2 separate regions of the Homo sapiens genome follow, and region 1 is linked to region 2. The links are chromatin loops, found by intact Hi-C in ENCODE. Cell type or tissue: heart right ventricle. All regions are shown on one strand. Links, peaks and the distances in the headings refer to the core of each region. The heading gives the core; the rest is flanking DNA.

Region 1 (2,919 bases), core at 93-2,592, 390 kb after region 2:
CTTAGGTCAGAGCCCATGTCTTTAATAATTTTGTAAAATTGCCTCTCAGCCTAATTAAAAGAGCATAAATGTATTAAAAAGTATCAAACCCCAACAGGAATCATTCTTATTAAACTTTATCAATGTATTTCATATCTTGCTAAAACTGGAAGCAGAGCCATAACTTATGTTTCCATGGTTTGTGTCGTGTACAAGTACCTATTCAAGGTGGGAGTGAAAGTTGACCCATGGCCTTTGCTACGCTCCTGCCTGGGTCCTTCCTTCTCCACACACAATGGGTGCCTTTTTCTAACACCAAGCCATCAACTGGAATGAACATGAGCACTCACACAGTTCATCCAAATTCCTACTCTTATTTTTAGACCTGTATTAGAATATCTCTTGCAACTCAATTTGATGTTTTAAACTGACAAACTATTTTTATAGGTCTCAGATTAGATTGTTGTCAGAAACTTTTAAAAATGAACCCCAATGATAACATTAGTCTGTCTTCAGCTACTCAGAAGTATTGTTGGAATTTACTGTTGCTCAATCCATGCTTTAATTTTTATTCTCACCTCAAAGGGAAGCCCAAACATGTAGGCTGCAATCCCAGGGATGAATTTCCATGGTCATACACACCACTACAACTAATTTTTCCTAGTCTAGAGACAATTTTTTTTTAAATCTGCATTTCAAGGAAGCCTCTGCAATCTATTTACTGGTCTCTTGTGTTATATGAGATGCATTGAATGCATTTGAATTTCTATTCAAATGCAATTTGAAAGTGCAATTTGAAAATACAATATGGAATGCATATTGAACTCCTTCAGTATCTGTGAATAATGACTACTCACAACTAACTTTTTAGATTAGGTTTAAAACAAAAACAAAAAATACTTACGACTTACACTAAAATATCTTATATCCCTATACATTTCAATAAGATTTAAGCAAATTTGAAAACCAATTTTTAAAGTGTTATCTCCACAGCCACAAAAATGAGTGACTTATTTTCTTCAGTTGTGGAGCACTTAAGCCCATGATAAAGAAATTAAAATTTATGCTTGGAGAAGAACAGCAAGAGAAGCTAGAGGAAGAGTTGGTGAGCATATACTGTTGCAGCCCTGAGCTAGTAAGAAAATACAGTAAAAACATAGAATTTTTTTTTTGTTTTCTCCTACAGCCTCTTCCTCCCTCTCCCATTTTATTGTATCATTTATTCATTTGCTCTATATTCATTGAGCATCTATTGTATTTTAATCAGTGGGGATAAAACAATGAACAAACCTCATGAAGTATACAGACTACTGGGGTGGAAACAAACAATGAACAAATAATTAGAAAAGTACATAATTAATTATTTCAATCTTTACTAATAAAGAAAGTATGAGATGTGTGATAGGTTACAAATTGTAGATTCATATCAGTCCTCAACTCATCGGAGGCCTCCTTCCCTTTTATCTATCCATAAGTCTTTGGATTATTGCCAGTTAAGTTTCAGGAATTGTGTGAAAATATTATTTGTGAGTATAGAAAATTGCATATGAAAATTATAAAGCTGAAATACATTTGTAGTCATCAGAATATGCTCTTCATTTAAGTAAACTGTGTAAAATAAGGGCAGAGCAGGGCGCTGGCTAAAATTAGTAAGTATAAGTTGGGATCAAGGTTGTGCCTAGAGCATCAATACTAAAGGCAAGGAGCTCAGTGCTCAGAGCCGTGTAGAAAGACCCAGCAGGCAGCAGAGACTGATAATTGCCCAGGTGAAGTAGTTTCACGGATGGTTTCCCCACTGTGGCTTCATTCTGAAGTGCGCCTTACTCCTCTTATCCCCACTAGGCTAGGAAAGCTGCAGGATGTGTGGGCTCACGCATAGCCAACTCTATCCTTCAAGCATTTGCTTTTTTTTTCAGTTCCTGTTTCCTTGACTTTATTCTCTGGGGAACTAGAGTTGGAAAGAAGGAAAAAGAGGATTGAAAGAATCCAAGTGTTCCTCCTCTTTATTCTCAGTTCCTACTAACCTTGGGACAAAACTATTTATTACTAAGGGAACAACTATTCCCTTAGTAATAGTTTGAATTTCCCTTAGAAATTCAAACCTAAAACACATAGTCTTATGAAAATATGCCTCACGTGGTCTGGGAGGTCAGGATGAAATCCTATTAGGCAGAAACTTTAGAGCAAGGGAGAGTAAGCCAGGTGAAGGAGAGGAGAGCATTCCAGGCAGTGGGAATTTATTTATAAACAGCTGTCTTAAGCAGTGAGAAGCGTGTTGTATTTATTAGAGAAACTGAAGGAAAATGTGTCTGGAGCACAATGTGGGTGAAGGGAGAATGACGCAAGATGACGACTTTGGAGTCAGGCAGAGGTTGGAATCTGCAGGTCCTGGAGGGCAACTTTACGCAGTTGTACTATATTCTACAGTGATGAGAAGCTCTTCAGAGTTTTTATTGAAAGTGTTCAGAAGACAAAGGACTCAAGCCAACCGAAGCAAAGTAGGAGATTCATACATCCCATTTTTATGCAAAAGAAATGTTGGCATCCAAATTAATGTTCCAGCACCTACAGCAGTTGAACTTCCTACACACACAGTGCAGATCAACCCTGGTATCCCAGATCTCCTGTCTCTTCAGTATTCATCAAGAATTCACGGCATTCCTGGAAGAGGGTTTTCAACCCACTGACAAAATGACAAGAAGCAGTAACTCATGTTTCAAAGCTATGAATAATTGGGTGAGATACCCAGTAATTTCATCCAAAATAATGAAGGTGCTTATTTTTTGTAGAACAAAATATAACATTTAATTAGAATTTCAAAATCAGAGTCTATTTAGAGAAAGCTCTTCAATGGTTATTCCAAATCCAATTTGTAAAACATAAATTGTCATCTAGATTTAAGTGCTTTTCCATCAAAATATATAATGAACTTGGCTGAGG
Region 2 (2,919 bases), core at 182-2,681:
GAGAATCTCATTTTAGCTACAGGCATCAGATTGGGGCATAGTTGGCAATAGAATTAATGCAGTTCCTCTTTGCACATTTGATCAAATGATGCTTGACCTTGGGCCTCTCTCTTGTGAAGAACTGCATAAAAAGCAAGTTCAGGAGTGTGTGGGCTGAGTCCAGAGAAAATGTTACACCTGGCTAACCTATAACAAGAACCACCTTTTTAAAAAAAATTGGAATTGCCTCTAAGAGAAAAAGCGAAGGCTTAGAGAGTATGACTGAGTTTAGCACTTCAAAAGTGGAAGAGCTAACAATATGCATTGTAAGTATTATTTGTTGTTTTTGCCCTGACTCCTTTAAAAAGTAGATATGAGGACTTAGAAAAGAGATGCCAAGAGTTTGTGCCTCACTTCCTATATCCACAAAATAAGAATAGTCACATATGCCCCCTACAATTATTCAGTGTGATGCTGCAGGGCCAGCTGCACCGCCACCTCCCAACCCCATTGCACTGGCTCTTCCGGTTAGGCTGGCCCAACTCCAGGAGGAACAGGCAGAAGGGCTGGAGTGAACCCTCCCAGCTCGGCCTGGAGCAGCCCTCCAGCAAACTGATGGGAATTGGAAAGATAAAACACCCAGCTTCCTTTGAGTCAGGTGGTATGACACTGAGGTGTGTGTTCTGCTCGTAGTTATACTCCAGTTGCCCATGGTGGTAACCCACTTGATAAGATATCCTTTACTGGTTTCCTTCCCTTTCCTGACTCATTTCCTCATTCTCTTACTGGCATTTCCTGCAATCTCTTCCCAAATAAACTACTAGTACTCAAATTCTTGTTCCAGGGTTGGAGGCACTCCACCCAAGACATATGCCTACACAGCAGAATTAGTTCATCAAACCAAGTCTTTGTCTCACCCTCAGACTGTTTCTGAAGCCAGACAGACGGGGCTGAACACCTCAGAATTTCCCTGAGTGCCTCAAACGGCATCTTTTCTAAAAAACCTCTTTATTTCACTGCTTGAGAACGACTTTCTCTTACTTCCATCTCCCTCCCGCCACCTCTCTCTGCAGTCTTTTCACTGATGGAAGCCACCCGCAACCGCCCGGCCCTCGCAGCTTCTTTTAATTTGTCTCAAAAGGCTCTTAAGAGAAAACTACGCTTGCCTGTCTCTTCCCAGTTCCACAACCCTCAGAGGGCAGGTCTCTGGGACAGCAATGGTATTCCTCGGAAAGTCAGCATCTGGTGCACAGCTGCTGTTTTGACTGTAGTCCCAATGTAACAGGGCAGCAAAGTTGTTGATGGTTTTCCCCAAAGCAGTACCCCCGAGTTTTCATATCTGCTTTCCAGACTGTGCTCCCTTGAAATCCAGGAAAATGAAGCGTTTCAATCCTGGTCTCTCCTCAGCCGTCTCTCCAACGCCTCCTTTTTTTCTGTCTCTTTCTTCCCCCAGCCCCTTCCCTTTCTTTTTGGTTCATTTGCACTTTTTTTTTTTTTTTTTTTTTCATCTCACAAGGCTGCAGCAACTTGACAATACACTAAGGAGCCCTTCTTGGAGTTGTGTTGCTCCTCATTAAATACTTGTTCAGCTGGCTGCTACGTGTCAGCTTCTATTCAAAGGCCTAAATGCTAGGGATGTGGAAGTCAGTGTGCTTGCAGGCCAGTTTGGCTGGGGATGACGAGAGTATTTTGCCTGCTGTGTTCACCAAAGGGGGCCCTGAACAGGACCGCCTTCACCCGCCTTCACCCGCCTTCCACACAACACACAAACACTTGTATGAACACCAAACAGACTGAAAGCCTGGGACAGAGATTTCTTTGTAAAAGAGAAGCCATCTCCAGTTCTGTCCTTGCTGAATGGCGATTTCATGAAGCTTTTTCTCCTTTTTCGTAGAACAGTAACACACCAATCACCTCCTCTTGTCTTGTTCTTACTTCAAACAATTCTGAAAGATTTGTTTTCTTTTTTTTTTCTTTTGTATTCTTTCAGAGGATTAAAATGTCTGAAATGACAGCCTCTTTCATTATCTATCCCCCAAGTCTATTTTTCTTTCTAAAATCATCCCACCCACCCCACCCAACTCCAACATTATATTACATAATCTCTTTGTTCATTACCTGTCCCTAAAATACTGGCTCTTCACTAGACTTCCTGTCTCTCAAAGAAAGACACTGCTTTTTAAACTGCTGTATCCCTGGCATTTTAAACAATGCCTGCGACACAATAGGTACTCAATAAATACTTTTTGAGTGAATGAATGAATAAATATATCTTTAGGGAAATAAAGATAAAACAGTTATCTCAAATTTTAAGGTATCAATACTGTGACCTGCTACACAAATTAACAGCCTTGGATTCTGTTAACAGGGATTCACCCAGAGAAGTGAGGCCATCACTGAATGTTCCTCAAACATGTGATTGTCTCCTCAGCTTCTGCTGGAAGGCTTCATATCTACTGCCAGGATGCACAGAGTAGCTCTGACTATCGTATCCATACTGATCATAGGAATCATAGCTACTATTTTTTTTGGGGGGCGGGGGGGATGGAGTCTCGCTCTGTCGCCCAGGCTAGAGTGCAGTGGCACGATCTCAGCTCACTGCAACCTCCGCCTCCCGGGTTCAAGCAATTCTCTGCCTCAGCCTCTTGAGTAGCTGCGATTACAGGCACCCGCCACCATGCCTGGCTAATATTTTAATTTTTAGTAGAGATGGCATTTCACCATCTTGGCCAGGCTGGTCTTAAACTCCTGACCTCATGATCTGCCTTCCTCAGCATCCCAAAGTGCTGGGATTACAGGCGTGAGCCTGTACCTGTACATGGCCATAGCTACTATTTTAAATACGTTCTCCATTGGCCAGGCTAGCAGTATACCAGGAATACTAAGGCCTGTGAGCTACAGAGTCAGACAACAGGGCTTTGATTCCTGGCTCCACAACTT

What was found. A loop is a pair of places that touch in the nucleus more often than their neighbours do. Peaks named below come from ENCODE experiments on the same cell type or tissue, not always from the same donor. Only the 100,000 strongest peaks of a DNase experiment are listed, where the experiment ranks them.
Region 1: it touches region 2 in a loop (2.1-fold over the local background); 8 of 110 quality-filtered maps call a loop at or near these places.

Annotation. Positions count from the first base shown.
Region 1 is chr3:30,293,467-30,296,385 of GRCh38, reverse strand. The region is part of intron 1 of LOC124909358 (a long non-coding RNA gene); the gene reads right to left. Among named protein-coding and RNA genes, the nearest start is that of LINC01985, 220 kb to the left of the region's middle. In heart right ventricle, for the core only: no CTCF peak of the experiment used is centred there; no DNase peak of the experiment used is centred there; H3K27ac peaks cover 807 bases.
Region 2 is chr3:30,679,726-30,682,644 of GRCh38, reverse strand. All of the region lies in intron 5 of TGFBR2 (transforming growth factor beta receptor 2), which reads right to left. Among named protein-coding and RNA genes, the nearest start is that of TGFBR2, 75 kb to the right of the region's middle. In heart right ventricle, for the core only: no CTCF peak of the experiment used is centred there; DNase peaks (open chromatin) are centred at 554, 1,174 and 1,654; H3K4me3 peaks cover 444 bases; H3K27ac peaks cover 2,500 bases.